Regions from separate parts of the Homo sapiens genome. Here region 2 is linked to region 1. The links are chromatin loops, found by intact Hi-C in ENCODE. Cell type or tissue: dorsolateral prefrontal cortex. All regions are shown on one strand. Each heading gives the region's core, and the rest is flanking DNA. Links, peaks and the distances in the headings are about the cores only.

What was found. Peaks named below come from ENCODE experiments on the same cell type or tissue, not always from the same donor. Only the 100,000 strongest peaks of a DNase experiment are listed, where the experiment ranks them.
Region 2: it touches region 1 in a loop (2.6-fold over the local background); 50 of 110 quality-filtered maps call a loop at or near these places.

The regions. Positions count from the first base shown.
Region 1 is chr11:22,337,711-22,343,755 of GRCh38, forward strand. It overlaps SLC17A6 (solute carrier family 17 member 6), which reads left to right and starts at 671. Exons shown (of 12, transcript NM_020346.3): 1 at 671-909; 2 at 3,818-4,070; 3 at 5,537-5,655. The coding sequence starts at 824. SLC17A6-DT (SLC17A6 divergent transcript) reads right to left here and starts at 512. Exons shown (of 4, transcript NR_186351.1): 1 at 285-512. In dorsolateral prefrontal cortex, for the core only: no CTCF peak of the experiment used is centred there; a DNase peak (open chromatin) is centred at 3,297; H3K4me3 peaks cover 2,455 bases; H3K27ac peaks cover 1,536 bases; H3K27me3 peaks cover 4,521 bases.
Region 2 is chr11:22,537,833-22,543,877 of GRCh38, forward strand. No RefSeq gene overlaps it. Among named protein-coding and RNA genes, the nearest start is that of LINC01495, 49 kb to the left of the region's middle. In dorsolateral prefrontal cortex, for the core only: a CTCF peak has its summit at 2,348 (motif pointing left); no DNase peak of the experiment used is centred there.

The DNA of each region.
Region 1 (6,045 bases), core at 474-5,473:
CCTAGCTAGCCAAAAGAAGAGTCCCCTATTCCTGAAACTTACTCTGTCCGTGGTGCTGAAACATTGTACCGAGACCCGCCCAGACGGGCGCTGTCAGCCGCTGAAAAAAAAAATCTTCCCCGAGGCTGCCCAAATCAGAACTGTGTATCTTTTATTTACTCACGTCCTCAAAGAGCAGCAAGCCTTCTCCATCTTAATTTGACTCTACCGCAGAGCAGACTTACGCTGGCGTGATGGGAGGAGATCATGGGCAGAGAGGAAAAACTAATAGCAGCATTGCTCACCTGAGACCTGAGATGCTCCCATGAGTTTTGAATATGCTCTGCTCCTTACAGCAAAGACACCATTTTTAAAAGTACCATTCTTTTGACTTTGCTGTTCCCAAGGCTTCTGTGATATTCCGGCCCCTCCGTTTAAAAGCCATCAGATTTGAGAGCAATAAGTCTTCAAAACCGGGAATTTACATTGTTTTTCAGCTGACCGACTTCCAGGAAAAGGACTCAACCGCATCTACCCAAATACCGTGGCACTGCTTGCGCTCTTTGCCACCGGATCCTCCCCTTCCAATGAGACTTTCTGATTGTGTCTACCAACTCTCCTATTAGGAAACCCGTGGGTTGCATGCAGCTATTCTGTTGTATTCTCATTCTCACTCTCCCTCCCTTCTCTCACTCTCACTCTTGCTGGAGGCGAGCCACTACCATTCTGCTGAGAAGGAAAAGCCCGCAACTACTTTAAGAGATTAAGACAATATGCGCAATCCTCGCCTTTCCTAGCAATCACTATTTAAATCTGGCAAGAACTGACAACAGTCTTTGCAAGAATGGAATCCGTAAAACAAAGGATTTTGGCCCCAGGAAAAGAGGGGCTAAAGAATTTTGCTGGAAAATCACTCGGCCAGATCTACAGGTAAGACAAAGCGAACACTTGCTTACCTGGGGCTCAGCATGAAAAAATCTGCAGGGCCGTTTCCGTAAACCCTGGTGGCTCAGAAAGATTGTAATATGATCGGAAAGTCTTTTTGTTGCCCATTGCTTGGAGCGGGGGTGCTCTGGAAACCTGCTTATTAATGCAGGAATGTTGCACTAAATGAACCTGTCTGGTGTGTGTGTGTGTGTGTGTGTGTGTGTGTGTGTGTGTGTTTGATTTTTGCTTTGGTGCCTGCAGAGTTTTTGTCCTTTACTACACAGGATTTATCTTCTTTACAGTTAAGAAATGGCCAGCCCCTGCTCAAACAGCGTTTCTTTTGGTGCTTATAGATACCCCGAATTAAATTCCTTTGATGCAGACAAATGAATATAAAACACAACCATCTAAAAAAATAACCAAGAAATTCCAAAGAGTAATGGTTTATATATATATATATGTTATATATATATGTTATATATATATGTTATATATATATGTTATATATATATGTTATATATATATGTTATATATAGTTATATATATATGTTATATATATATGTTTTATATATATATATATATATATATGTTAGAGAGAGAGAGAAAGAGAGAGGTCTCAGCTTCAAAAGCATAGTAGAGAATCCCCTAGTGAAATATGTCTTCTGTATTGAATGAAGAAGAATCAAAATATATCAATAATTGATAGTTGAAGCAATTCCTTTCTCTGAGCCTGAAACAATGTATATGCATTTTTAATTATTTTCATCTCCTAGAGTCTATTTCTTGCATAGGAAATGTCAATGCCTGGAAGAACAGCCATAAATATAACAAGCAACATTACTTTGAAAGTCCTAGAAATGATTTAATTATTTAATCCTCCTGTAGTCACTATACTAATTATGCTGTAATTTGCAAAACTTTAAATCATTTCAAGTATGTTATATGGATACAGCTTTTCTTAATAATTAGAGCAAAATCAAGACGACAGGGCAGACATAAAAGGAAAAAGAATTACAAAGGAGCACTAATTTTAATATTTGGGAAATTGAAGTCTCTGTAAATGCATGAGAAATGTAAAGAAAATGATCAAACCACTCCCAGATTTTCCAAATCTCTTCAGGTTTGGCGGGCTTCATGTAGGCACGATTATGCACCTATGCGGCAGTAGATACCGCAAGGGCCCTGCAGTCCCACAGCTACCATGGAAAGGGATGTTCTTTCCCAGTACAACTGCCATCCGGTGCAGAGCTCAACTTCGTATATTTGAGCACACGAAGCAAATGCAGGAAATGAAAAAAAAAAACCGCATTGGCTGAATTTTTTTCTCCCAGTAAAAATAAATTGCAATGTTTTCTAACATTGTGATCGGACTTTAAGAATAAACATTAACCTAGCCACAAATACCTTTATGACTTATTCTCCAGGTGCTACGTTATAGAATTCGGAAGCCTGACATTTTTCTTCGGGTGGCCTCAAACTTCTTGACAGCAGTATTCCAAGCTATGCATATTTGAAATTAGTTTAAAAATTTCACTTGCTTTACCCGTGTGTGTGAAAACAATTGGGTGTTCACATAGCACTTAAAACAGCACAGGTGAAAAGCAATTACACGGTAGATTGGAAAAAATATCTGCAAATTGTAAACGGAAAGGCTCTTTGTTTAAATATCGAAAGTATCAATCGCAAGGGGCTACGTACAGAGATGTTACCTTATACATTCCTTTTGTTTGTTTGTTGTTAATAGAAATTTCATGAATATGTTGTAGACTAGAACACTACCACCTTTTAGTAAAACCATTCCTTTTCTCTGCATTCCCCTTTTCATTTGTCCCTTCTCCCAAGGACCAAAGCCAAAAATGAATTGATGGTTGAAATCTTATGAAACACTATGCAAAAACAAATATTTAAGTGAGATCTTCCCCTTTGATGTGGAATATCTTACAAAAGTTGATTTGGGGGAGCCTTTGTATATCTGGGAGTCGCATTTTGCGTCTTGGGAAATGGACCCTTGACATTTTTCGGTGTTTGTAAGAGAGATAGTAATGACGCAAGATTGTGAATAATTAATTATTCATGTTCTGGCAGTAGGAAGCTTAGGTGTCGGCCATATGCTGTGGAGCCCTTTGTCTCCAACTCGAGTAATAAGAAAAAAAAAATAGTAAGAAGTGTAACAGGGGAGTAAGCATTGAACTAGAGCCCTGGGGCGGGATGAAGGGGAAGGAGAGTGCATGACACTCTCAGCGAGAGCTCTCAGGCCTTCTCCTCACGCACAGGCACTAGCCTAGAGAGGCCTTAGTCCAGGGGGTGCTCCAGGCTCAGCTCAGGGGGTGGATTGGGGAGCGGAATACCAGCATCGTCAACCTGGAAAGCTTCAACTTGCTAGAAACGGAAAAGGCAGCGCGGGTGGGAAAGGCTCTCTAGTTGGGCCCGCCTGCAGCGGAGCAGCTCTCTGGTGCTGTGTTGCAGGAGGACACCGCGGTAGTCAGGGTAAAGCCCTGCTGGGCGCGTGTAGGAGTGGGAGGCGCCTACTCAGGTGCAGAGGAGGCGCTGGTAACCCCTGCCCTCACAAAATGCAGACCCTGCAGATCCTGCAAGAAAGTTAGGCCCAAGCGGCCTGTGTATCTCAATCAGAGCGCCCAGGGGTGGATCCCGAGATGGGGACTCGCTACCTTAGGCCTAAAGGTGTTAAAGTTGAAGAGACGCCGCCGCCGCGGCCAAGGGCACCTGCAGAATGTGAGAGAGCCTGGGAGGTCTTGCAGCTTGGTGTCACCCCACCACCCTAATCCCCGAGGGTGGGGGGAGGTCGACGGCCCTCCTCCCAACCCCGACGGGTCCTGAAAAATGGGAATGGGTCAGCATCGGGGGTACCTAAGCCGCCAAGTCCTTGACTCGCCCCTGCTCTGCCGCGCAGGGTGCTGGAGAAGAAGCAAGACACCGGGGAGACAATCGAGCTGACGGAGGATGGGAAGCCCCTAGAGGTGCCCGAGAGGAAGGCGCCGCTGTGCGACTGCACGTGCTTCGGCCTGCCCCGCCGCTACATTATCGCCATCATGAGCGGCCTGGGCTTCTGCATCTCCTTCGGTATCCGCTGCAACCTGGGCGTGGCCATTGTGGACATGGTCAACAACAGCACCATCCACCGCGGGGGCAAGGTCATCAAGGAGGTGGGCAACGTCTGGCCGCCCTGGCTCCTGCCCTTCGGCCATGCGGCCTCGCAAAACCACATCTCCTGTTTGAGCCCCGTTCCCCCGCCACTGAGAGGAAGGTTTGGGTGCTCCCTAAGCTCCTCTCTGGCTCTGCCGTTCTAGAATGGACCCCAGTAGTGTTATCAGTTCCCTTTTCGCTCTGCTGTCTGGGCCTCCCCTTCCTCAACTGCAAAGTGGAAAAGAGGGTCTAGCTCACCAGGTTTTGTGAACTGTGACTTAATACAAGACGTTGGTGACTAGCAATGTCCACTAAGTCTAAATAGAAGTGTGTTTGTTTTACTTGGATGAATAGTGTAGCATATTAATTATAGTTTTCCCAGGACTTCAGTCCCAGCCAAAACATTCTTAATATTCACAATGAAACAAACTGGAAAACAAAATCAGCTGTGTTCATATCAGCAGGTTCAGCTGAGTGGTCTTTCGGAAGGTTTACCTCCCCCAGGAGGAGCCACAACGTAAGAGGGTCCCAGGGTGGCAGGGAGTCGCGCCCAGAGAGGGGAGGGTCACGTCAAGGTCACAGAACCCCTGGGTCCAGACTTCCTTCTTAGAAACCCCAGCTGCCGTAAACCAGACTAAGCAGGAGTTGAGTGGAGAAACTGGGGAAGACTCTTGGAATCCGGGAGACCTTGCAAGATCCTCTGGGTGTCAAAATATTATTTAAAGGGGAAAAAGGGTCCCCAGTTCTCAGGCGGGAAAAGCGCGCTCCCACCTTTCGGATGTAAATATTGAGCCCCAGTTTACCTTGAGGTTCCCCTCGGGGAGTCACCCAGGCTGCTCAGGGCGGAATTAGACCTCCCTTCAGAAATACCCCTGCCCCGTATTTATTAAAACCCCTGAGCAATGACTCCCTCTCCCTTTACTCCTCCCATTTCACCGACTACTCCAAACTCTTCAGGCCCATATCCGTCCCCATTTGTGGGGACACGCTTTCTCTTAGCCACTAAAAGCCCTGCACCTTTCACCATTTGCTCCCCACCTTCCTTCCTCAGAATTTCCCGATTTAAGTCTCCAGGGTTGGAAGTCACTACACTACTGTGTCTGCATTGGCCGGATTCGTTAAGTGGACCCCTGACAGGCGTCTCCACATCTGGCTAACAAATCTCTTCATGGGGAGTCCGAATTTCCAAGACGGGGGCCCTCTAGATTCCTCCTTCATTCAGATGATTCGATCTGCCTGACAGTAGTCAGGGAGCAAAGCCAGTGCGCCTGGCCTCACTATTAATCACAATACATTTTGTTAATGAGCAGGGTTTTTTCGTTGCAAGAGGCAATTTTGTTAGGAAACGAAAATGAAGCCACTCTTATCCCCAGAATGCATGAAGCGCCCAAGCCTTGGGGGCTTTTTGGCTTGTGAACCACTGAAAGTGAGCCTTTGGTACTGACTCTACTCTTTCCCTTCACACTTTTTTCCTACCCCTCCATAGAAAGCCAAATTCAACTGGGACCCGGAAACCGTGGGGATGATCCACGGTTCCTTCTTTTGGGGCTACATCATCACTCAGATTCCGGGAGGCTACATCGCGTCTCGGCTGGCAGCCAACAGGTAATGCGCCAGGCGGGACTGGGGCTCGGGGCGTGGTGTTTGTTTCCTCCGAAGGGGCAGCAGAAGCTGGAGCAGAGACAACAGCCCAGAGGGGTTTGAGGACTCCCGGGCGAAGTCTTCTAGTCCCTTGACACACCCTCTCAGGGCTGGAGCTGCTGGTGACTCCTTCCTGAATTAGTCGCCTAAACGAATGTAGGCTCTCTGGGACCAGCGCACGCGGCCTCCTTCCCTCTGCTGTGGCTGAACTTGCTTTTGGCGAAATAATCGACGTGCTGTATGGCCTGACAGGAGCTGAGGGCAGACCGGGAGCAGGCAGAGCAGGGACAGTGCGCCTGAGTGCACAAAGGGGTGTAGAACGGCAGATGCTGCGCTCTCTCCTGCACTCCCCGC
Region 2 (6,045 bases), core at 471-5,470, 200 kb after region 1:
TTTTATCTTTTAAGTAAGGTGTAGGTTGAATCAGTTTATGTAGTAGAGTATATATTTTTAACCAGTTAATATAGTGCATTTTATATATTTTTTTCTCTTAAAGATGAGTGTGTTTTGTTTTTGGTTTCGTTGCCTGCTGATAAAAGTAACTTCAGCTCTTTTGATTTGTCTTTGCCTGGTACATCTTTTACTATCCTTTACATTTTAGCTTTTTCATGTCCTTCATTTTTACATGTTTTTCTTGTAGATAGACTATTCAGTAGCTATTTGTTGAATGTCCCCTGGAAGCCATATTCTTGGTTAGGCACTAGGAATGCAATGAAGAAGAGACATTAGGTTCCTGATACTCTGGAATGTACATTGACATGAGAGAAATAAATACATAAGTACACAACAAGTAACTAAATGGTTATGGATTGTGATCAGTACTATGAAATACAGAAACAAAGTGTTAGGATAAAGGATAATGAGTATAGACTATCTAAGATGGGGTGGTTAGGGAAGATGACCAAGAGGAGCCAATGTTTAAGCTAAAACCTGAAGGACAAAAAGTCAATCATGTGAAAAGGTAGGAAAATCAAACATAACCAGAGGGATAAGTGCACATAGACACCCTGTGCCATCATGAACTTGGCATGCCCTACGAACAAGCAGATCATCACCCCCCATTTGAACATTGTAAGTAAGGGATTGGTGGGTCCTAAGAGGATATTAGAGAGAGACAGAGAGAGAGAGAGAGAGAGAGAGACAGAGAGAGAGAAGGGAGAAAAGACATAGAATATTTGAGTCATAATAAAGAATTTTTATTTAAGTACAAACTCTTGAAGGTTTTTTTTTAACAATGTGTCATTTCCGACTCAGGTTTCTGAAAGTTCACAATAATTTCAATAGAAAAAGGGATTTAGTAGTGATGGAGAGATAGGGAAAGAAAACACAGAGACCAGATAGGATGCTAATTCAGTGGTGATGCTGGTGGCTTGGATCAAGTTGGAGATAGTGGGCATATTTGGTATACATTTTGGATGTAAAACCAATAGAATCTGCAGGTGTTTTGGATATGAGAATAAGAGACCATTCAGAAGCAGGCATGCTTCTCATGGTTCTGACTTTAATACTGGGTAGATTGTGGTAACTTTAATTGAAATGACGGTGTGTGTATGTGTGTGTGTGTGAGAGAGAGAGAGAGAATATTTGTCTTGGGGTGTACTCATGTGTAACTTCTGGGAAATGGTGGTGGAAATAAAGGGAACAATTTTTGACACATTATCATTGAGATGCCTTTGAGACATCCAACTGGAAATGTCAAGTTGACAGTCATAAGTCTACAACTTACAGAAAATGTATATACTGGAAGTATAAGTTTGGGAATTGTTATTATATAGAACAGTGGTTAAAAGTATGGTTTTAAATATAGACTTTCTGAGTTTTAATCTGGTTTTGCAATTTACTAGCTGTGTAATTTTGGGCAAGTTATTTAACCTATCTGAATTACAGACTTGTCATCTGTAAAGTGATAATAATGATGATAGCAATGACCTTATGTAAATAAGCTAAACAGCAAAGCACTTAAAAAGTTTTTACTTGTGTTAAGCGTAAATAAATATTAGCTGCCAAGATCACCATCATCATTAATAACTCTATGGGTAACCTTTCTTGCTTAAAAACTTTCTTTTTAATAAAAGTGTCCTGGAAATATTACTTAACTCAAAGATAATGATGCTCAAATGACAAAATTGAAGGAGAAGGTAAGCATTTTGGGAGGATTTGCTATAGGAGAAATATTATTGGAAGCAGGGTATTTTGTAGTCTTCAACAAGAATGCCAAATCCACCCTAAAACCTAGCCCATCAGTGCCAAGAATATAGTAGGTGTTAAGATGATGTTTGCAGACTGCATAATACTAAAATATATTTATAATAGTTTGGATTTTTTAAGCTGCATATTCCCTAGAGTTTTCCAGGAATTTGTAAAGTATATCACTAGTTCACTGATGTGTTAAAAGGATGTTTTGCCAAATTTCATTCCAGGATTTTGTGTATTTCAAGCTGTTCTATTACACTTGCCAAGCAGACTCTCTCCTCCACATCCAGTACAAATTTTTAACTCAAAATACACACCAAAAAGAATGACTAGTTACAATTTTGGCCACTGAATGAAGTCATCATCCTTGTCTGATTCCAACTGGATTTTTTTTCTATAAACTAGGGGTCCTGGACTGTGCCTAATCTCTCACAGACATGAGAATGTTGATGTGATAGAATTATCAAATAGAAAAGATGAGACTCTATAGTTGAAGCTCAGTCACTGGGCTCTCAATGCTGGTAATAAATATTCTGGTGCACTCTAGTGGTAGAAGGAGATAGGCTGGAAGACAGGGAGGTGCACTGGAATTAGCAGTAGTGATTCTTATTCTGGACAATATACCACCAATTGTGGATTTAAAAAATTACCTGTGGGATATTTCAGGTAAATGGTAGAATTCACAGATGATCTTGTCCCCTTGTTCCTCTCTACCCAGAAAATGTCTGGAAGAGAATGACTGTATTCCTTTAATAGGTAGAACACCTCAATTTAAAAAGAAATACAGTGTGTATAGCTGAAAGCTACCTATATTTTATGGTCATTTTACTTTTCACAGGAGCAGAGTTCATTGTTGTCTTCCCATAATGATGGTAAGAAATAATTTTCAACAGAACTCTCATGTTCTATATATAGTACATGCATGTGAATAAGACAAAAGAAGTTTATAAATGCAAATTACATATTTGCACACACATTGATCAATGTCAGTTTTAGGTGTTTTTAAAATTGCATTCTGCCTCGTTATCATAGCTTTGGCTTTTCCTCTCTGTTAGTTAATTCCACAGCTAACTCCCAGGGCTCTGATCATTCATTCCCTGGCTCACAAAATCTTCCTTTTGGTGTCTGTTCTTCTATTTTCTTGTCACTGTTAATCTTTTTTCTTGTAATTTGTATCTCAATAGATTGTTTGGATTGTATATTTCTGGGAGACCCAGCTGTGCCCCGGTCATCTCTGTCACTTCCACATCACCCAGCACAGCACCTGGTGCCTAATGGGCATTTGGAAATACGCGGCAAGTGAACAAATTCATGAAAAACCTGACCTGTGACGTTAGAGACTCATGATAATGATGGATTATATCCACTGGTCCAAATCCCACTGAAGGCTCCAGTTAAGTCCCAAAAGCTAGTTAGGAAGGAGTTTAGAGCTCTTCAGAGCCTTTTTCTCCTTGGAAACCAGGTGTCACACCAACAAGAGCTGATTTCACACTTATTTTCTTCCTTCTAAGCAGGGACCAGAATGATCTTCTCACTTGTGCTACACCAAGGGAGAAGTAAAAATTTACTCAGACACTTCAGTGTCCAAATTGTTTCATAAATTAAAATGTGCGTGTGTATGTAAAAAGGGAGAAGGAGAAAAACACTACCAATATGCGTTCCAGTAGAAAGACCCCAGATTTAAGAATCTGAGAACTGAGATGAACACTCTGTAACAAACTCACCACATGGTCTGAAGCAAGTAATGGAACATCCCTATTCCCACTTGCCCTATTTATCAAACAGAACCATCATGCATAGAATCAAATAAAACAATGGATGTGACATTCTTGACAGATATAATGGACTTCCAAGGGTTGAAGCTTTTTTAAATTTAAAAGCATCTGGCTTTTGGAAGTGTCATGATGCAACTTTGTTGGAAATCTTTAAATTCATGCAGTCACTTATTTAACAAATATTTTATTGAGCATGTATTATATGCCTGGCATTCTCTCAGGAACAGAAAATACAATCATGAACAAAACAAATAAGCTTCCATCTTACTGAAATTTATATTACAGTGAAAGAAAAAATGAGTAAAAAATGAATATGAAATATATGAATATACCAAATTCATTGTGGTGAAGAAAAAGCAGGATAGAGAATGACAGATGATGCAATTTTTTATCAGATGGCCATGTAAGTGCTCTCTGAAGCAGTGACATTTAAGCCAAGACCTGAATAAAGTGAGAGAGCTGTGTGAATATCTGGGGGAAAGGGCATCCCAGGCAAAGGAAACAGATAGAGCCAAGGCCCTGAGTAGAAGAATGCTTGGATGGGCCCAAGGAATAACAAGAATGTCACTGTAGCTGAAGCGAGTAAGGAGGTAAAATATAGAGATGAAGCCAGGGTACAGATCATGCAATGCCTTGTGGGCCAGGAAGTGATTTTTTTCAATTAAATTTTTTAAAATAACTTTAGAGTTACAGAAAAGTTGCAAAGATAATACAGATAATTTTCCCATACCCCAGGCCCAGTTTCTCTTATTATTAATCTTATACTGGTCTGGTACATTTGTCACAACCAGGGTACCAATGTTAATACATTATAACTAACTATAGTCCATATTGTATTCATATTTTCTTAGCTTTTACATAACAATCATTTTTCTGTCCCTGGATTTTATTCAAGAAGCCACACTACATTTAGTCATCATATCTCCTTGGGCTTCTCTTGGTGTTGACAGTTTCTTAGCCTTTCCCTGTTTCTGATAATTTTTAAGAGTTTTGAAAAGTACTGGTCAGATATTTGATAAATTGTCCCTCAATTTGTGCGTGTTCAGAATGGTTTGCGCGTTCTTGACAGGAAGACTACAGAGGTAAAGTGCTCTTCTCATCACATTGTATTGGGAATACCTGTTATTAACATGCCTGATCACTGACGTCTATCCTTGGTCACCTGACTGAGACAGTTGTTGTCAAATGACTGTAAAGTAATTTTTCCTCATTTTCATACCATACTGTTTACAAGGGCATTACTATCAGCATCCCACATTCAAGGGGCAGGGTGTTGTGTTTCATCTCCTTGAAGGAAGGGTATCTAATAAAACCTATTTGGAATTGTTCCACATGAAAGTTTTGCCTATTATCTTCCATTTATATGTTTGTTCAGTTGTGTATTTATATCATCATGGACTCGTGGATATTGACTTTATCTTTTGGGATATAATACAATACTACATTACTTATGGTGGTGGTCACTTTGCTCCAGCTTTACCCATTGGGAGCTTTTGTCCTTGGCTCGCTTTGGCATAGCTATATCATTTTGTTTTTTGAGTCATGGAGAGACATTGATGCTATTCTAACCACAGTGGAAGCCATTGGAGAGTTTTGGGAAAAGTAGTAACATGATCCCATTTATATTTTATAAGAATTCTTGTAGCTGCAATGTAGAGAATAAACCACATTGCAAGATGGCAAGAGTAGAAGCAAGGAACCCTAAGAAAGTGATAATGGCTTGGAGAAAGCTGCAGCAGCAGAAGTGAGGAGAATTTGGGGGTATAACTTGTAGGATGAGCTTACAGCTATATTGGATGTAGACCATAAAAGCAGGAGAAGTCAAGAGTGACTCCAAGGTTTATGTCCTGAGGAATTGGATAACTGGTGATGCTATTTATATCTATGGAAAACACTGAAGAGGGAGCAGTCTTGGAACTCCAAATAATGCGTAAAATACATATAGCACAGCCAAACTAAATAAAACTATACTTAAAAGAGCAATTGCCTTGAAAACCTTGTTTTGACTTGTTTCTGTGAGGGAACTCAGCAGCATAATTCAAACACAGGCTCCCGGGCCAAGAGAGGCAGATGGTAGCTGTTCCTCAGGCTCAGGCTTAAAGAGAGGAAGGGTTTTCATTTATTTCTCTGAAGATGGTTTCTAGTCTTTTCGTTTATAAATATTTCTCTCAGTTTGTGAATGTGCTCTTGTTTTGTCTGTGTGCATTCAACTCTGATAGCCCTGGGTGACGTCAGCCATTTGGGAATCAAAGAGTTCACTCTGAAAAACAAATTGAGGCAACCCAAAAAACATAAAATTGCTCCTTCCAAGGAGTAGGAATATTGAAAATGAGAATTGATTTTGAGAGTCTTGGGCTTTGGATTAAGATATTATATAAATTTCCCAAATAGTTCATGAGTAATTTTTTCAGCCAACAGATATTTGCTGTGGACCTGTTGCATACAAAACCCTGCCTATTAAATAAGGGAA